Linked DNA regions of Homo sapiens: regions 2, 3, 4 and 5 are each linked to region 1. The links are chromatin loops, found by intact Hi-C in ENCODE. Cell type or tissue: mammary epithelial cell. All regions are shown on one strand. Region 1 overlaps FTO (FTO alpha-ketoglutarate dependent dioxygenase). Region 2 overlaps LOC105371269 (a long non-coding RNA gene). Region 3 has its middle 66 kb from the start of IRX6. Region 4 overlaps FTO (FTO alpha-ketoglutarate dependent dioxygenase). Region 5 overlaps FTO (FTO alpha-ketoglutarate dependent dioxygenase).

What was found. Peaks named below come from ENCODE experiments on the same cell type or tissue, not always from the same donor. Only the 100,000 strongest peaks of a DNase experiment are listed, where the experiment ranks them.
Region 2: it touches region 1 in a loop (10-fold over the local background); 12 of 110 quality-filtered maps call a loop at or near these places.
Region 3: it touches region 1 in a loop (7-fold over the local background); 11 of 110 quality-filtered maps call a loop at or near these places.
Region 4: a loop joins it to region 1, with 6 times the contacts of the local background. A loop is called at or near these places in 24 of 110 quality-filtered maps.
Region 5: it touches region 1 in a loop (11-fold over the local background); 13 of 110 quality-filtered maps call a loop at or near these places.

Annotation. Positions count from the first base shown.
Region 1 is chr16:53,771,006-53,775,005 of GRCh38, reverse strand. The region is part of intron 1 of FTO (FTO alpha-ketoglutarate dependent dioxygenase); the gene reads right to left. Among named protein-coding and RNA genes, the nearest start is that of FTO, 69 kb to the right of the region's middle. In mammary epithelial cell, a CTCF peak has its summit at 1,672 (motif pointing left); a DNase peak (open chromatin) is centred at 1,655; H3K27ac peaks cover 1,442 bases.
Region 2 is chr16:53,547,647-53,551,646 of GRCh38, reverse strand. It overlaps LOC105371269 (a long non-coding RNA gene), which reads left to right. Exons shown (of 8, transcript XR_933588.4): 4 at 3,050-3,223; 5 at 3,325-3,381. Among named protein-coding and RNA genes, the nearest start is that of AKTIP, 46 kb to the right of the region's middle. In mammary epithelial cell, a CTCF peak has its summit at 1,520; a DNase peak (open chromatin) is centred at 1,516.
Region 3 is chr16:55,256,303-55,260,302 of GRCh38, reverse strand. No RefSeq gene overlaps it. Among named protein-coding and RNA genes, the nearest start is that of IRX6, 66 kb to the left of the region's middle. In mammary epithelial cell, a CTCF peak has its summit at 2,147 (motif pointing right); no DNase peak of the experiment used is centred here.
Region 4 is chr16:53,890,008-53,894,007 of GRCh38, reverse strand. The region is part of intron 7 of FTO (FTO alpha-ketoglutarate dependent dioxygenase); the gene reads right to left. Among named protein-coding and RNA genes, the nearest start is that of FTO-IT1, 150 kb to the left of the region's middle. In mammary epithelial cell, a CTCF peak has its summit at 1,735 (motif pointing left); no DNase peak of the experiment used is centred here; H3K27ac peaks cover 548 bases.
Region 5 is chr16:53,944,427-53,948,426 of GRCh38, reverse strand. The region is part of intron 8 of FTO (FTO alpha-ketoglutarate dependent dioxygenase); the gene reads right to left. Among named protein-coding and RNA genes, the nearest start is that of FTO-IT1, 93 kb to the left of the region's middle. RefSeq lists an enhancer at 2,176-2,470. In mammary epithelial cell, a CTCF peak has its summit at 2,323 (motif pointing left); no DNase peak of the experiment used is centred here.

The sequences.
Region 1 (4,000 bases):
ATCAGAAGTCAAAAATAAAATGGAGGCCATCACCTTGCTGTTTCAACTTTTTCTGCAGGCAACATAGTCATGAGGCAATAACATTCCAGAATCTGGCCATTCACTTTGTAGTTCTCAAATGCCAGTTGTAATGGTGGTACCTTCCTGATCCCAACTACAACTATGGTTGTGTGTTCTTACAAATCAACAGTTCTAGGAATGACTCCTGATTCTTAGCCCTTCCCGAGTGTGACAGATGAGCGGCTACCCTGGCAAGCCAATCTGTAATATTGTTTCAGAAGCCCATCTCTGGAGGCTCCACCTTCAGCCCATTTCTCTGGTCCTCCTGATGACTTTATATCAACCTATTTCCCTATCTCACATAGTTTCTGTTTCCTACAACTAAATCCAGACATATATAAAGGGTTTAAGTAAAAGTAGAACAACCAAGTGAAAATAGTTGATACACAGTTAAAAGAATGGAACTTAAACCTTGGAAACAGAGCCAGGCCAGAAACAGAGCCAGGCCACAGTATATGAAAATAGGTACTATCTACACAGATGCAGAAGTCTGAGCCCTCAGACTACATTAATCCATCTTCTGGAATTTCTACAACTCACCTTGGAATCAACAAAGAAAAATCTTCCTAGCTTTCTTAGGTAATTATAGCAACATCTTATATTTACCTGGAGCTTTGAATATAAGCAAAGGTATATTGAGAAGTTATTGTTTCACTTTTACCTGGTGGAGGAGACACACAAGGGTGCGTATTATAATCTCCATTTTAAGAAATGAGAGAATCAAAGCACAGAGACGGCAAACAGTTTGCCTAAGGTCATAGAGGGTAAGTTAGTGGTCCAGCTAAAGTATTTCCTGCTTTAAACCTATTTTATCCTGTTTGGTCTTCTGTCGGTTAATTCTGACCACATTCTAAAATAAACGTTGAAATTGTTGCTATAGAAATATTAGGAGCCTAAGAGGGCTTGTAAAAACCACAAAGAATTAAATGGGGCCGAACTTACGACCATGGAAAAAATTAAAATTCCATGTGTAATTTTCTTCTCCGATTTTAACCTAAAATGTGGTGCTTGTGGCAGGCCCACTGTTCCTATGACACGCTTCCAACACTCACAGTTCTGAGTAACAAGTGTCGTCCAATTATTCCAGCAGCTATTCATTTATTTTTCTGTCATTCTATGAGTTGGAAAATTAACAGTGTTGTGTTTACAAACCTTCACTAGGTCCTTACATAAAAGCTCAAATATGTTTACGTTACACACAATTCTGGTCTGAAGAAGCTCAAAAGCCAGTTAATATAAACCTATTCTGAACAAATGTGCGAAAACTAGTCCTGTTAGGCAGAGGTTAAGCTTTGACCTTCCCAACTTTCTCCACAGAATGTACAATCCATCACGTACAAAAACACAGTGAAGATGTGAGGTGTTGGTAAGTACCCCTGTTAGTGAGAAATTCTGCTAATTATTACACCAAATAAGCATAGTTAACAGGCCATGACCACAAGAGGTGCATGTTTCAGGGCGTTAAGTAGCTGCCTAGGGTGGAGAGGAATATATTACACTATGCCCTGTACCAATAAAACAATTTCCCTGACACCTAGAAATCCAGTCAGCTGGAGCAAGATAACAAAAGTGTTCTATGGCGTGGCTGTGTGGAGAATGATACTTCAGTGCCACCTAGTGACTTGCACATTTCAACTTAGGAGTTCAGAGAAACTGACAATATCTTCCACCTATGCTTGGAAGCAGGAAAACAGGAGTAGAAGAAATCACATTTGGAGGGCTCCCCAAACTAAATGCTTGCTTTTTTTTAAAGCATACATATATTTTATTCTTTCCTTTTTCTCCCTACCTTGGCCTTTCTAAATAACCACCAAATAGGTATATCGCAATATGAACTCCTCAAAAAAAAAAATAAATAAATAAATCAAAGGCCCAAGTAATCAGCTGCTTCCCAGAAATACATTTTACTTTACCAATAATCATCTGACAGAAAGTTCCTTCAAAATTAAATCTTAAGAACATTCCAAGGGAGAAAAGGAGAGAGCAGACAGGTGGTAAATTAAGACTGAAAAGAACTAAAGGCTTTGAATCTGTAAGACAAATATGAAAAGTAGCAAACTTTGTATATTAGCATAATGCTAATGGTTTAAAAAGTAGGAACTCTGTACAAAGATTTATATGACAATAAAAGACCATGTAACCTGAGTAGTTCCATTCTACCCTTTGAATCAAAATTACTTTTCCCATGGAGACTGCTTCCAAGCTGATGATTTCTAATGTAGCATCTAATAGACACACTGAATATTCCTCCTGCAAATACAGTTAGTCCCAATTCAACACCAGTGCCAAGGAAATCCATGTCTTCCTCAAGCTAATGGTCTAGTGAAAAGAGGTGTGGTATGTATTACTGCAGATACAGTCACAAACAAAGCCTAGTTACTGCCTCATGGAGTTTACATTTTAATGTTGGAAGACAGATAAAAAACAAACAAGAAAACAGTGTATCACATGTTGATGATACAGAGAAAAATAAAACAGGATGAAAGAAACAGAGAACGCCAGCAGGCCATGAAGTAGGGAGTACTATTTTCGGGTAATCAGAGAAAGTCTCCTGAGAATAGGATGTTTAAATAGAGAGCTAAAGGAAGCAAGTGAACCAGCCACGCAGATACCTGGGGGAAGAAAGTTCTACAAAAAGAGAGAAGAGAAAATACAAAGGCCCATGGCAGGAAGCACTTGCCCTGTTAGAGGAACAAAATAGGGGCCAGTCTGAGTGGGTTAAAAAGAAAGAGAAGAAGAGTAGGGGAAGAGGTCAGAAACGATTCAGGGAAAAAGATCAGAAAGAAAGCCAAAGAAGTTGTTTTTGTTGTAATAGCAGCTTTATTGAGATATCGTTAACATACCACACAATTTTCCCCTTCAAAAAAGTATACAAGCCAGAAAGTATATTCATAGAGTTATGCAATCGTCACCACTACTTAATTTCAGAACATTTTCACTACCACAAAAGAAAAAGAAACCCTGCATCCATTAGCAGTCACTCCCCATTCCTCTCTCCCCAGCTCCTGGCAATCACTAATCTATTTCCAGTCTCTATGGATTTGTCTATTCTGTACATGGAATCATGTAATATGTGGCCTTTTGTCACTGGCTTCTTTTACGGAGCATATGGTTTCAAAGTTCAACCATTTTATAGCATGGTACCAGTACTTCATTCTTTTTATTGACAAATAATATTCCATTGTATGGTTATGCCACATTTTAATTGTACATTCATCATTGATGGGCGTTTGGGTTTTTTCCACTTTTGGCTATCATGAATAACGCTGCTGTGAACATTCATGTACAGGTTTTGTGTGGACATACATTGTCATTTCTCTTGGGTAACTAGGAGTGGAATTGCCGGGTTATATGGTAACTCTACGTATAACATTTTGAGGAAACATAAAAGAGTTTGAACAGAAAAGAGATTTGTTTTGTTGTGTTTTGAAGACTAAACTTTGATTGCTATGTAGGGAAAGGCAAGGAAAGAAGCAAGGAGACTAGATAGGAAGAAATTGCGATGATCCAGGAGAGTGATGCTAGTGGCTTGGAGAAGGATGGCAGAAGGAGACGTTGTAAGAAGTGGTTGGATTCTGAATATATTCTGAAGACAGATGCAACAGAATTTGCTGATGGGTGAAATGTGGAATGGGAAAGACGAAGTCAAGGATGTTTCCAGGGTTTTTGGTCTGAACAACTGGAAGGATGAAGATGTCCTGTACTGAGATGGAGATGACTATAGGAGTAACTATAAATATTAGTTCCCTCTCTATTTCCTTCCTTCTCTGGAGATTCCCCACATTCTACCTTCAGAGTTGCTTGAAATGTTTAATCATCAGAAGCAGTTGCTATATTTCTTAATTGCCAATCCCTTTCGCGAAAGTCTCTATCATAGCCCCAACCTATAGCGAAGTCCCTTTAGAGCCATCCTGGATAGTTTGCTTTTGTAATTAACAAA
Region 2 (4,000 bases), 220 kb after region 1:
TAGAGCGCACTGGTGTGATCTCAGCTCACTACAACCTCTGCCTCCCGGGTTCAAGCAATTCTCCAGTCTCAGCCTCCCCAGTAACTGGGATTACAGGTGTACGGCACCATGCCCAGTTAATTTTTGTATTTTTAGTAGAGACAGGGTTTCACCATGTTGGCCAGGCTGGTCTTGAACTCCTGACCTCAAGCGATCTGCCTGCCTCGGCCTCCCAAAGTGCTGGAATTATAGGCGTGAGCCACTGCACCAGGCCCGACATCCTCTTTCAAGGCACACAGTCACCTAAAGCTATATGGAGTCACTTTGGCAGCTCCAAGGCCAGGGAAGAGAAGACTTTGTCCATGGTATAAATTCCTTGCTCCCTTCTCTTGTAACAGTGAGCCTCGCAAGAATGCGCTGAGTGAACGGGAAAGACTGCAGTGCAGAAGGACATATGGGGAAACCTTCAAATCGTCATTTCATCACCCAGATGTGCACCCAAGTAATCAGAATCCAAGGCGAATCTAGAATGCCATCAAGTGCCATCACAAAGTCCTTCCATAGGAGAGAGAAAGAAATTCCCACCGGAGGCAAGCAAAGAGGGCTGCTTGAAGGAGGCAGGGGCATGTAACCTGGCCTCGGGAGATGAGTAAAATCTCAGCTGGTGGAGGAGGAATGGGACCCGAGGCATGAAGCATCAGGGTAGCTTGGGTCGGCCTCATCTCCCCAGCCTGGGATTGGGGAAGGCAGAAGGGAGATCTATACCCTAGAACCTCAACCAAGGAGGTTGGACTTCCCCAGAATGAGGGCAGGGAGGAAGCTGTGGAATATTTTGGAGGAAGGAGTGACACGATGAGATGCCGCAGGCCAGTGGGGAGTCATGCAGAGACACATGTAGAAACGGCCTTTGTCTCAAGACTCTGGCTACAGGGCTGTGTGTGTGGAGGAGGGGGGAAGAGAAGAGGGAGGAGACGGGGAAGAAAGAAGTGAGGGAGGTTGGGGTGGTGCAGAAAGAGGAGAGATGGAGCAGGAAGGGGGAGAAAGAACAGATGTGGGGAGACAGTGGAGTTTGCGCCCGCCCAGCTCGCAGAGGCCCCCGTTTGTGGGTGTGAAAACCCATCCTGAACTTCTCTGGCCCAGGAAGTCTGGAGAGCCCCAGGCGCCTTGCTTGTGAGTGGCTTTTGTGAAAAGAAGGCAAGAGAATGGGAGGAAAAGTTGGATTCAGGTCTGATTTTTCTAAACAAAGTCACCAGCTGAGGCAGGACTGACAGCCCCGGGATGCCCTCAAGCAGAGAAATTGTCAGAGAAGAAGGTGAGAGGAGGTGATAATTGCTGGGAGAATGAAAGCTGAAGCCACCCCAGCGAGTCTCTTGGCTTCTCCAAGCCCAGTCAGCGTCAGAGAAAATAGAGGTCTGAGTTTTCTGGTTGTTCACACTCAGAAACTAAAGCCAGAAAAGTTCCAAACATCTGGCTTTTACAGCACAAAACCCCCAACGCACGTGCTGGGATCGTATTTAGTAATGTTATGGCTCCATCTACAGCCGGAGGAAGGATCATCACTGCTAGATTTCGCCGTGAGCAAGAATCCGGCCTTTGAGCTGCGCAGACTCATTGCAATTAACGCTAATAAAGCTCGTTCCTGTATCTGTGCTGTTTATTCAACACAGACTTGGAACCACACTGGAAGTTATTTATTTCAGACTGTGTCTACAACAGCAGCTGTTCAGAATATACTAGCATCCTTTTAGCCAAAATTGGTTTGGAATTTCTATTTTAAACCACTGTTTGTTATGAATTGAGTTAAATGTCTTTTTTTTTTTTAACACATTTTCCCTATTTTAACAATGGAAAAAATAAAAGCCCTTAAAATACTAAGATTGCATTTTCTTTCATTCATTCAACAGCTAATTAGCACCTACTGCGTGTCTGGCTCTGTGTTAAGTGCAATAATTAAGTCAGATCTGAATGCATCCTATTATTTACTCATCAGAGGGTATTTTTGCTACTTGTCCTTTATGTCTGGAACATTTCCACAGGAATAGTGAGAGAGGAAGAACCGAGACAACCTGTGAATATAGTGTTTGGGACAAGTTAGAAACACAAGGAACATAGAATCTTTTCATGACAAAGTGGAAGCTGGAAGTCAGTCCCATAAAGGCCAGTAAGATTTTTATCCTGTTCTATTATTTTTTTCCTACTCAGAAGTGGAATTAGTTTTTTCCTACTTAAAAAGTTACCAGCTGAAGTCAGGTGCGGTAATCCCAGCATTTTCGGGGATCGAGGTGGGCAGATTGCTTGCACCCAGTAGTTCAAGACCTTCCTGGGCAACATCGGGAGAGCCCCATCTCTACAAAAATACAAAAATTAGCCATGTGTGGTGGCGCACACCTGTAGTCCCAACTACTTGGGAGGCTGAGGTGGGCGGATCGCTTGAGCCTGGGAGGTTGAGGCTGCAGTGAGCCAAGATCACACCACTGCACCAACAGCCTGGGTGCAGTGGCTCATGCCTGTAATCCCAACACTTTGGGAGGTTTGGGTGGGAGGATCCCTTTAGCCCAGGAGTTTGAGATCAGCCCAGGCAACATAGTAAGACCCTGTCTCTACCAAAAAATATTTTTAAATAGCTGGGTGTGATGGCACATGCCTGTAGTCCCAGCTATTTGGGAGGCTGAGGCGGAAGGATTGCTTGAGCCCAGGAGTTCAAGATTGTAGTGAGCTATGATCACACCACTGCACTCCAGCCTGGGCAACAGAGCAAGACCCTGTCGCTGAAAATAAATAAATAATATTTGCTTTGTGCAGAAAATTTGGAAAACAAGACAAAAAGGAATTTAAAAATCTCAGTTATAATCCTATCAACCAAAGATGACCACTGTTAACTTTACATGGTACTATAATTTTCATTAACCCATAGGAGAGGAACTTTCTTTCATGTCACTGCATATTCCTCTATATGATTTTGAATGGCTACAGAGTATTCTTTCATATGAGCATACCATAATTTACTTATGCCACACATGATTACTGACTTTTAACAATGATAAGGTTTGTACTGATGACATTTCTTAAGATACACTCTTAGCTCTGGAACTTCTGGATCAAAGAGGGCATGTACCTTCAAGGCCTCTGAGACATATATCAAGTTGCCATCCAGGGTCAACCTCCTAGAATTTAACATCGCATCTGAAACCAAAATCTAACTTCAGGAGCCCAGAGCATTCACAGTTCCAGAAAGAGTGTGATGGTAAGTGGTGATCCTTGGTGTTCGGGAAGCTTTGCAGGGCATCCCAGCTGGAGGTAGTCAAAGTTATCAGAATGGTTTTTGATAAATTCTTTACCTTGTAGATGATTTAGACTGGAGTGCCTCCAGGAAAGCAGGAAGCAAGACATGTTTTTAACCTGGTAAGTATTTAGTCAATAGAGCATTACCAAGGGCTCAGGAGATTAAGAAAGACAGGATTATTTTAATGTATCTTCATCACCCAAACCTCACCACTTGTCATGGTTAATATCACCCCTGGCTTATTTTTCCTGTTCCCACATTCTGTCCACAGTTTGTGCCCACAGATACTTTGCCCTTTCCTCTCCTCCATGTCTTATAAGGTGAAGCTGGGTTCCTCTGAGGTCACAGAGCTGTGGTAACTACATCCAGTGGGTGTTAGAAAAAACCCTGGCCCCTCTCAGATGTGAGATGTGGTCTAAGGACTCAATACACTGACTTAGGGAAGACTTGAGCTTTTTTCTTTGGAACTGAAACATTTTCCATATGTTTATATAGAGTTGTGGCAACAACTCAAGGGATATGAAAAGCAGATTTTACAAGAGTATGATTGCACAGCAAAAGTCAGTTTTGGGTTAATTTTGGAAAGAGAAGCTTTGATTTTACTGTGTGCCTAGTAGACAATGTCCCATCAGTCACACACAAAGGAAGAATGTCGGCAGAGAATCCCATAAAGTTAGCACCTAATGTAACTAGCGTTATTGGAAGTTGAGGCAGAGACAAGGGCTGCCCAAGGTCATG
Region 3 (4,000 bases), 1.5 Mb before region 1:
CATCTGGCAGGCACCTGGGTGGCTGACACGCAACATCAAGTGCAGTATCATGAAAATTAGCCAAGCTGGGCCCTGGTACTTCATTGCTACCTGGTGTGACGGTGGACACCCAACATCCACACCCTGGCTCCCAGTCTCCCCACCTTTAAAATGGATTTGATCTCCAGATTGCTACGTTTGTGTCCATATGTAATGGACAAAAGTGGTGATGGACTAACAAATTACGGGATGAGGATCTGCAGGCTTTATTTACTACTAAAATGTTTATTTCATGTGTTGATTATCTGCAGCATCGCCACCTTGCAGTTAGTCACTGGAGTCCTCTCAGAATAGGAACCCACCACTGCTCCCGAGTAAGCCGGTGACCTGCAGCTAAAAAATTAATCCTTTCGTGTCTCAGTTTTCTGATCTTTACATCAGTGATGATAGCAGTGCCACCTTGTAGAGTTCTTGTGAAAATTAAATGAGTTAATGAACTTAAAGTGCCTAAACAGTAGCTGGCAGAAAGTAAATGCTCAATAAATGTTAGGTATTTTGACCATAATCGTCATTTTTTTCTCATTGGCCTCTTTTTTCTCTTCTTATGCCTTAGGATTTGAGAGATGTCCCTTAAACACCAACTGGTGTGTTCTGTGTAAAAGACACTCAACAGGCCGGGTGCAGTGGCTCACGCCTGTAATCCCAGCGCTTTGAGAGGCCGAGGCAGGCAGATCACTTGAGACCAGGAGTTCGAGATCAGCCTGGCCAACATGGCAAAACCTTGTCTCTACTAAAAAATACAAAGATTAGTCGGGTGTGGTGGCTTATGCCTGTAGTTCCAGCTACTTGGGAGGCTGAGGCATGAGAATCGCTTGAACCTGGGAGGCGGAGGTTGTGGTGAGCCAAGACTGTGCCACTGCATTCCAGCCTGGGTGACAGAGTGAGAATTTGTCTCAAAAAAAAAATAAAATAAAATAAAATAAATAAATAAATAAATAAATAAAGGCACTCAACAGGGTAGACATAGGAAGTAATCCTGGTCTGGCTTGGCCTGGCTTAGCCTCTGGAGGCGGCTGTTTTTCCACCTGGTAAATTGATGATTTTCATTGCGTATTTTCTCTGAGTGTTTGTTAACTCCAGGGCAGTCTTTTGGAGTTAGTTTGTCATTGACTTGAACCCACCAGAGAAGAGTTGACCTCTCATTCTGCATCTGGCATTCAGGGTACGGCGCCAGGACTCAATCAACAAAGAGTGGAAATAGCCATTGGCCGTTGAGGACCCGCCAGGCCTTGGCATGCCAGAGGGAATGTCTTTTTTGGTTATGCCCGGTAAGTACAACAAACTAAAAGAGAAAAAATAAATAAATTTGGACAAAGCGATCTCAATTCATGTGTTTTGAAGAAACCTGGAATAACTTAGAGAAGAGAGATGACAAATATATGTTTCCGGAAAATATTAGCTGAAACTGCAACCACCGTTGTAAACATTTGCCGTCCTCCTGCAGAGGAGGGAGCACGCCACCTCATCTTGTTGCATTTAAGTCCATATATAATGGATAAAAGTGCTGATGGACTAACCAATTATGGGGTGAGGATCTGCAGATTTTATTTACTATGAAAACGTGTATTTTATCGGTTGGTTATTTAAATAAATGGCTGGAATACAAATCAACTGACAAAAACCATCGTTCCTCTCAAGGATGAAATATTTGAATTCATTATTCAAAGGCTTTTGGAAGCCTCTGGATGACTGAGTGGATTTGTCACCAGTCTTGTTGATCGCTGATAGAAGTTCCTGACATGGGGTTTAGGGTTGCTTTCTGGTAAGATTCCAGGGGCAGCCTTTTGGAGTTAGTGTGTCATTGAATCGGACCTGTCAGAAAAGAGTTGGCCTCTCATTCTGCATCTGGCAATTTGGGGTATGGCACAGGGTAAGAGCCTGCTGTGGTGGGGCCCTCTGCCAGGTACTTTTGTCTTCTGTATCTCATTTAAATCACACAGGACAGGCTCCTCTGCCTCAAAACTGGCCCCCTCTTGGCGAATCTTGTCAGCATTCACATGGCAATATAATACCAGAATTCACCCTGGGAACCCTTCTGAACAGGCCTTCCTCCAGCCAAGCCTTGTGTGGCCCCACCCTGGGTCCATGAGCAGACACGGCCACAGGGTGTCGCTGTCCCACTGGGCTGGGCCACGCTGAGCATTTATCTGGCTGTTAAAAAACCCCGTCTCTTAAAGAAAACAGTGCAACACGCAGTTGCGTAGCTACTCAGACAGGCCTTAATTATAATGCAAACCTTGTCAAAAAGATGATGTTTACTGTAGGAGGCATTTTACAGGACTAACTTTCACATGCTAGATTCAGTTTTCAACAAAATAAAAAAGAGAAGAAAAAGAAAAGAAAAGCAAGAGAGAAATCAAATGAGCCTTCTCAACACTTGATACCTCACGTTGTGATATTTTGATATGTTATGTGGTTGTGTTGCGGGATGATGAATGTCAGAATGAAGTTTTTTCTTCTTTTTCTTTTTCTTCCTTTTTTCTCTTTTCCTTCCTTTTTTTCTTTTTTCCTTCTGGCAGCTTTGTTTTTTTTCTTCTTCCAAGAGCTACAAAAAAAATGTTTTTCAAATGAACACAGGCAAGGATATGTCACCCAGTGATGGATAGCTCACTCCGGCTCAGCTTTTGATAATTAAGTTCTACTCTTCACAGACGAAGGCCATTCTGCCAAATCTAAAATACCCCAGAAAATGTAAAATTAGAACCTTATGAGAAAAAAGATTAAAAGAGCTAAATATATATGTATGTAGTTTGGTTAGGTGGTGATTGGCATGGGGTGGGGTGCGGAGAAGGGATTGATTTGATAACTGCCTACAAATCTGCACAGAGACACATGGCAAGGAAGAAGGGGGATATTTACACAGGGAGACAAGGTCAGATTAAGAGTAATTAAATGACCTAAATAATAATAACAGCAATAATAATAATAATAAAGAACATTTACGACAAATATCACACAATCGTGACTGACAAGAGCTAGCACTTAACTAAGGTAGAGCCGCCTAAGGGACACAATAGACACTTGAACCCTTAAGACATTTCCTATGCATCTTCCCTATGCACAGGCAGGTAATACTCTACAGAGACTGAAAATCCCTCTTGGTTTCCCAGAGGTTGGGCAAGCTTTCTTAAAGCTCTGAATTCTGCATCTACAAATCTTACATTAAGAGCCCTGAGGTTACACAGCATTAAATACAATTTGCTAACTGAAATGCTCAACTGGTTCTAAATCATAAGCTGGGGAGTCCATGGGGCTGCTCCGGAAACCTCCCGTGAAGTCCCAGCCAAGGTCAAGGAGATCCCGATACTTGCATGCGGCAGTGTCTCTCGATCTCTCATTGCTTGGAGGCCACCATCTTGTTTTGCTGCATTTGCCACTCACCTACCACGCGCAGGCTGCACTGGTGGAAAATCCGGCCCTGAAACCCGCCTGTCGTTTCACCATGGATCACCACCACCGACCACAACAAGCACCAGGGATTGCTCAGTGATTTATTAGAAGAGACTGCAAAAGATACTTTAAAAGCAAATTCTCTTACCCCCGTGTAATGTACCACGGCAGGGAGGAAAGGCCAATAACCCATGTGGCCATTACATTCTTGGCACCCTCTTAGTTGGCTCACTCAAGTGGGCAGGAGCCGGGTTTCATAAACCGTTCCTATCTTGAGGACTCCTGGCGTTCATTTGATCGCCCTGAAAGCTGGATCCTTATCTGCTGCAGTAATTTATCTTTTTGGAAGGAGAAAGCAGCGGCAAAGACAGATGCAGTTGATAAATACACTATTTTCCAGCGTACAATCAGTCTCAGTTAAATGTTAAAGGGCTGCCTTTTTGCTGTGAAACTGATATTTCGAAGTGCCCCAACTGGGGTGCGTTCTCCCCGCCCCCACCTCTGTCTGCCCAGGAGACACTTAAGGAGCCCAGTGAGAAATTTCTCAAGCCTGTAGGGAGGATGAGGGGGA
Region 4 (4,000 bases), 120 kb before region 1:
ACCTAACATAATTATATGTTGTGTTTTACACTGTTTCCAAACGGATACATTAAAATAATCCAGTCTTGGCTCCTACCCACTAAAGTCAATAAAGGTTATTAAGGCCAACTGCCATATAAATGCATTGCTATAACAGCACAAGGAATTGTCAGAACAGGAAACGCAATTCAAAACATTCAAAACCATCAGGATCTACTTTTTATTCTAAAAGAAAAAACCAAGGAAAACAGCAAGAAGAATTTCTCTCCAGTATCGAAATCATCACTACTTTCGAAAATGTTTACTCTGGAAACGATTGTCGAATATTTCCACTGGATTATACCAAATTGACCTTTTTTTTTTTTAAGGTCAATAGGAAATGAATAAATGTCATCAATTTAGAGGATTTCGCACCTAGCATTCTTTTCTGTATCATTGTGAATTTGATAGTGTTAAAACATTTTTATAGGTAAAATAAATGTCAGTTTTGCAAAGAGCGATACCAGACCCTGAGAGACAAATGGCCTATCCATTGAATCTCTGGCTACAGCAAGACTTGCCCACCTCACAGGAGACTTCAGCTTTTCATATTTCTCTTTACCCAGAAAGCAAAGCAGCTGTACAGTTTCTTTCAAATGGTAACTCTCTCTTATCCTGAAGAGTCTTCTCATAATACAATCATCTTGGATGGCAGGGGCGGTGGGGGTAGGAAGTGCATCGGGTTTTAAAAAAATTAAAATAAAAAACAAATATTTGAATAGTATTATAGTGTTATAATGCCATCCTCAATAGGGAGCAAAGAGGAGGGGAAAGGCCAGACTAAATTCCTGGGTTATAAGAAAGGGTTATGTTGCTTTGGGCTTAATGGCTCATAAATTCATGAGGTAATATTCAGGGAAAATGTGATATTTTATCAGAATGTCATTCAAATATAAGGTTTAACATTTACATCACAAGAGCATGGATGGAGTAAAACTATCCGCTGGGAGAAAAAATGGCAAGAATAAACAGTGTGATAAAAATGGTGTTTTCTGGGACAGGAAATGGGAAGTGGAGGATGGGGGAGTTTTAGAGACAGCTGACTAAACTTTTTGAAATATGTGACTGGTTATGACATGTGAAGCAATTACCATTAATGGAAGAAAAGCGATTTCAAAGCTCATTTTCCATTCTTCTATATCCTTCCTGAGACTACACCTTGCAGCCACAAAGTGAAAAAAGAGCACAAAGACAGAAATCACAGCGCAAGTCTCTTCCCTGGTACGAGGGCCGATAAAGGTTGCTTTACTCATAAGCAAAAGGGGAAAAGTAATGCACATATTCCCTGAGGTTTTTTATTTTCTCAGCAAAAGAGATCGATGTTATTTTGCAGAACAGACAAAATGCATTGATTTAAAGAAATCCTTCCACAACACGCACGATTTTACAATTCAAAAAAAAGTATAAAGATAAAAAAGAATCATTTGTCTAAAATGATAATAATTTTGAGTAAGATAGTCCCTGGAAGCAAAGTGAGGACACTCAGAAATTCCATTTGGATTAGTCTAATGCTATAGAATCCAAATGTGCACCAAACACTGTACTTTTTATGTTAAATTGCTGTTGAATTTGTTAACCCACAACTGATATCCTGTGCTATGGAATCTTGGAGATTACAGCTAACTTGAAGCAACAGGGATAATTCTTGACAGTTAATGGTATTTTTGTATGCGTTTTCCTGAAAGGCTAACATCTTGGGGCCTCAATCTGGTAGCTCAACATTGCCCCCTACTGCTTGCAACTGAGAAAATATGAGGTGGGCTGGTACCAAGTAGAAATCTAACCAGCCACTGCCAATTCCACCCGAGTATACAAATACCAGATGGTACTAAACGAACAGAACCACAGAACCGTAGATTCATCCAACAATTATTCTGTTCTGTCTTGTCCAATAGAAAAAAGAAATCACTATGAATTTGTAAAAAGTCACTGTAAAAGGCTTGAAGCAATGCTTACATTTAATTTGGAAGAAACATCCCTTTTATCTGGACCTAAATCTTCACTCTGCTGATAAAGATCATCCCAAGACACGCTGAGGAGAGACACTGAGGCCACTGATCTCCCTCAGAACACTTAGAAATGACACGCCAACTTCTGGGAAACCAGCACCAGAGAGTTCGCAGAATTGCTTTTCCTTTTAGTATTTTTTATACAAGAGCGACAAAACAAATAACAGATATTTCCTCTTAACGCATGTGCCACCACCTTCAAATTATTTATACACAAATTTACATAGATATAACTAAATTCCTTAAATGAATTCATAATGAATATCACTTGTAAGCTCACAATACCAAATATTTTATTTTTTATTTGTGTGTGTGTACGTGAGACAAGGTCTCACTCTGTCACCCAGGCTAGAGTGCAGTAACGCGATCACAGCTCACTGTAGCCTTGAACTCCTGGGCTCCAATGATCCTCCCACCTCAGCTTCCCAAGTAGCTCAGACCATAGACATGCACCACCACACATGGATAATTTTTTTTAATTTAGTAGAGACAAAGTCTCACTATGTTGCCCAGGCTAGTCTCAAACTCCTGGGATCAAGCAATCCTCCCAACTTGGCTTCCCAAAGTGCTGAGAAGACAGGCATTAGCCACCATGCTGGGCCAGATTTTACTTAAAAAAAATAAAAAAAAAAAAGCTCTTGAACAAAAACAATTTTTTTTTAATTTGGTTTTTAAAAAACAAAATCAAGGGCTAGGCATGGTGGTTCACGCCTGTAATCCCAACACTCTGGGAGGCTGAGGCAGGTGGATCACCTGAGGTCAGGAGTTGGAGACCAGCCTGGCCAACATGGTGAAACCCCATCTCTACTAAAAAATACCAAAATTAGCCAGGCATGGTGGCGGGCCCCTGTTATCCCAGCTACTAGGGAGGCTGAGGCAGGAGAATCACTTGAACTCGGGAGGCGGAGGTTGCAGTGAGCTGAGATCGCGCCATCGCACTCCAGCCTGGGCAACAGAGCAAGACTCCGTCTCAAAAAAAAAAAAAAATCAATAAGAGCTCCTTTCTTATTTGCTCTTCAACTCTAATTCACAGAGTTGTCAAATTACAACTTCAAAGTCAAGCTGATGTCTTAGAGCCAAGGTTCATCAAGTTAAGAGGTTCTAACTCATATGTAAATGGACAAAATCAGAATTACACAGTAGGGGGAAAAAATGTTGCCCTGAAATTGAAGCTGCCTTTATATAAGCAGCCCATAAAAATGGAGAGTACTCATAACAGGCTTAGTTTAGGAACAGAACTGACTAAGGAGATTTAGGCACAGACTTTTCATTAACTCCAATTCAGTTTCACAATGCTCAGTTTTGCATCGATTCAGGTCTTTGGAGAAATCAATTTTTGTGATACTATTAATACATTAAAAGGATTATAACATTCCTTCCCCAGACGTATATCCATGAAAAGGTATGATTTAAAGATTTGAGATGTCTGGAAAGCAAGGACTTTTGGATTCTGATCCAGACTTTTAAACTGGGGCCTTCAAAGTTGTGACTTGACATTTTCATTATTATAAAGTAGGAATTAGGGTAGATCCTATGTTAAGTGTTCTTATCACAATAATAATAATTATAATAAATAAGACAGAAGAAAACTTTTGGAGGTGATGGATAGGTTTATGGCATAGACTGCTGTGATGGTTTCATGAAGGTACATGTATCTCTAAACTCAGGTTGTACACATTAAATACGTACAGCTTTTTGTAGGGCAATCATACCCCAATAAAATGGCTTTAAAAAAATAAAATAGGGATTAGCAATAGCTATCCATTTTTGCAGATTAGTTCATTGTTTCCAGTACATTTCAAATTCTGTGCAGAGGTACTATCTCCAGAGTTTGCAGGCTTTTACCACTTTTCTACTACATTCCAAATCCAATTGTTTGAAGGCAGAACAGTGAGGTGGTGAAGGGCAAGGACCCCAGAGGCAGCCTTCTAGAGTTCAGATTCCAGCTCCCTCACCTATTAGCTGGGTGACCT
Region 5 (4,000 bases), 170 kb before region 1:
TCTCACCTCTCTGGCTTTATCTACATACATGATTACCATGGCCTACAGACATCTGAATCTGCAATCCCTGGTCTGAGTTCACTAGCATTCACTAGAAAACTCACAAATATCCAACTCTCATGCCCCCATCATCAAAAGCTCAGACGAATACTTCCTTCAGAAAGCCCGGTGCCTCTTTGGACATGAATTCACTATTCCATGTGTCCTTCAAATCCCTCCAAACCAGGTCTCTTATACAGCCGCAGTGTAATGATCTGAGGCACTCTTCGTACAAAAACTAGTAGATGTGTGAATGCAATAAAAGTGCTCAGAAACACACAAGGAGAAATCACCAGCTAAGGGAATGGCTCTCTTACTTTACAATGGCGAGTTCTCAACCTGCCACCGAAACCACCACTGTTTGTGTACGCGTCACTCAAACTCAGACTTTGATTTATACATGCAGGCGTACTTTCTTAACACACCCTCTCTGACTTTTCTGCCATAGCCCGTTTCCAATGCCACTAGAAGATGCTGTGCTTAATACAGCTTCCCAATTCTCCAAGGCCCCCTCAAAGCTTTTAAAGCTAGCATAACATGCAGAATTTCAAATGAAGTACCAACAGCAGAAAGATCATTTACAGTAACTATACAAACAAGCTAAATGAAAGACTTGTGTTCAGTCATTAAAAATAATAATGCTAAAGCCCCGAGGGCTGAAATGTAAAGCTTAGACTTCGTGTGAGGAAATAGAAAAGGAGTGTGTTTATTATCCCAATAAGATAACCTGTTAATTTATTTAGTAGGCAATTTTCGAGTACATTCGTCCACAGTGAAATCTCGCTTTATCAGATTATATGAAAAATCACCACCACAAATAAAATGCTCGTTCAAGCCAGGGGCTTTTGCAAGATAGAAATTACCAAGTAGGAGACCAGTAAGGGGTGGCTGGGAAGTGCTGCCACTAATAGCTTCCGCCCCCTTATTCTCCTCCTCTCCTGAACCAAGCCCAGAGTTAGTTATAGAGTTATCTATCTCACACTTTGCAGATGATGCCTAACATCATGACAACAGAGAAGAGGAAAGGTCTCTGGACCTGCCTACCTACAACAAGTTTCTGTAAAGTAATGAATACAGACAGCTTGGGGACCATCCACCTGCGCTGCCTGCCTCTTCCTGCCTGCAAAGTGAAACCACCAGGGATTGGCAGAAGGTACTTGTCTGACAGGGCCAGGACAGCCTTTCTCCTCAGTGACAGCCTGGGCCTACCCTCTTAAACTTGACCCACCATAATTCCTTCACAGTGCAGCAGCAAGGCAGCTGACAGTAGCAGCTGCAGCTCCTAAGCGAGATGGATGGAATTTTCATAACTAGTTCCCCAAGTTACATTTTACCTTCAAGATAATTTATGAGCTGCTCTGGAGCCTTGAAGAGACAATATGCTTGCCATAAAATTAACTGTAACAGTCTTGTAGGTTATAATTAACACTGGGAGGGTAGCACCAACTGGATGAAACACATGGCGTAATTGATGGTGAAACTGGAAATGAAGCAAGCTAACAATATCATTACTGTGCAGGCTGCCTTAGCAAAACCTATGCTTTCCGAGGGTTCATTGCAGTTGCCTCCCAGGCCCGTATTCTGGTAGGAAAGAGGCCAGAGCTGGGCAGAGGGGTGGAGGTTTTGCTGGCCAGGCCATGGGGTACCTGGACAGATACAATGGCTGTCAACAGTCTGGAAAGAGAGCCGTAGCACAGCATCTGGTCATATGCTTCCTGGAGTTCAGACCAGGCCCTACATAAGCCTTCCTTGTAGATATGACTTCATTTTTTCAGTAAACAGCAACTTTTTCAGTGAAAAAAAATATAAGAATAAAAAGAAGACAATAGGAACTTCCAAAACGCCCTTCCAAGGATTGGGACATTTATTTAGCATACATTCTGGAAGCAAAACAACTTAATATGAGCATATCTTAATAAAAAATGAAGATGGTTAACTAAACCTAAAGGTTTATTAAACTAAAAAGTAACGTCCTGAGCACCCTATCCAAAGTTGACTATGGAGAGAAAGGTAATCAGAAGAGTCCCATCAAACACTCCTGTCTCAGAAAGAACCACTAACCTATTTCTTTCACGCATGGATACTGAACAGTCTGACCAATACCTGAGAAGTCCTGAACATTCTAAACACATTGGAACGATTCAAATAATTCTAATAAGCATTTTCAAGGTGATTCAACTATTTTTTTTTGTTTTCTGATTTGTTTGGTTTTGTTTTTTTTGTCCTGGGACAATAGACTGGAAAATTCTAATAAATGATGCAACAGTGTCCCCTACAGGCCAGTAGAGCTGTTCCTTCCCCTTCCCCCATCCTCCTCCACCATGACTTCCTCAACTGAAAGCCAGAGTTAAACTTTTATCTATAACATTACAGAGTAAATTTGTAAAATACACTGGGGATACCCCTGAGATAGAATAAAATTACTACTCTTCATGTGTGGTAAATTGTTTCCTAGATATAAACAAACTGTACAGCTGGTGATTAACCCATTATGGAGTAGATAAATTGCTACCCTTTCACCTTAAGGGCACCCACTGAAATCAGCCTTGACTAACGCAGCCCCAAAATTACTTGACTTAGAGGATTTACAGAGATTTACAGATTCTTGGAGGCTAAACTTTGGTGTTCTAATTTTCACCCCTACTCTCCCACCTTCTAAAAGACTGTAACCAATATAAAAGAAATGACAGAGCATATAAAGGTGATAACTTTCCTTTAAAAGATCCATGGCAGGGAGATTGATAATGCATTAGCTGGATACTATTTCCTTATAGAGATGCACCCACAACTAAAAAGTGTAAAACATGTTAGGTACCAGAGGAAATAAATATGTAAAGATACATACCTGCCTATCTCCACACTGAGAAGGATCCTAGAAGGTCTCTAAAATACTAAGTGAATCGTATCAGTGGTTGATTAAAAACTAAAGCTTTGTTATTGCTCTTGGCCAACCTGGGCCGTCTTGGCTTAAATTCCATCTTCACTACTTACTAGCTGTTGCCTTGGGCAAGTTACTCTGCACCTCTGTGCCTCGGTTTTCTCATCATATAAAACATTTAAAACTCTGTCTGGAACACAGTGACTTCTCAATAAATGTCAGCTGCTATTGTTGTTAAAATTAGTACAATTGCAGACTTCAGGGAAAGTGGAAGTAGAGGAGTGAAACCCATCAGGAGTAACATCCACTTTTCCCTGCTCCCGGGGATCTCACGTATGGAGCCACTCCTTGTGAGAGCTGGAAGATGCCTCCCACTTTTGGGGCGATCGAGATCAAGTCGCTTCTTTCTTACATAAAGTTGCTAAGGCGTAGAGTGTCTGTGACATGCCCAGAGTCCTATAGTCACTAATGATGGGATTCAAACTGGAGTCCAGCCCTCCACCTGTCAATTCTGTGTGACACTGCTGAGCACAGAGCACCAACTCTGTCTAGTGTTCTTCCCTGCACCAATTTTGCAATATCAGGCCCCTACCAGGAGGCTAGGATATTTACTTCATGAGGCATTCTCTCAAAGGAGAGGCCAATTTGGATAAGGGTGGCTGGGTTTATTCCTGGCTTTATTGTTTTGATCTGAAGATCATGATAGGTCATTTTTATTGAACACCTAATACGTTACAGGTACTTGCTCTGGGTGTTTTACATTTAATCACTTAATCAACCCTATGAAATGGGTTCTATTATTATCATCCCCTAGGCAAATAACAAACGAGAAAATTGAGGCTCAGAGGGGTTAAGTAACTCATCTAGTTACAATCCACAATTGTAACTTGCCTGGAGTTATAGAAGTGGATCCAAGATTCAAACCCAGGCAATCTGATTCAGAATCTATGCCCCCAAACATATTAATTAAATTTACTCTGAAAGAAAACCATTTTTCCTCCACAAACTTTATACAATGGAAAGAAGGTAGCACAACTTTTATACAATGACCTATCCTCACGTATAAATTTCTCTCCTATTTCT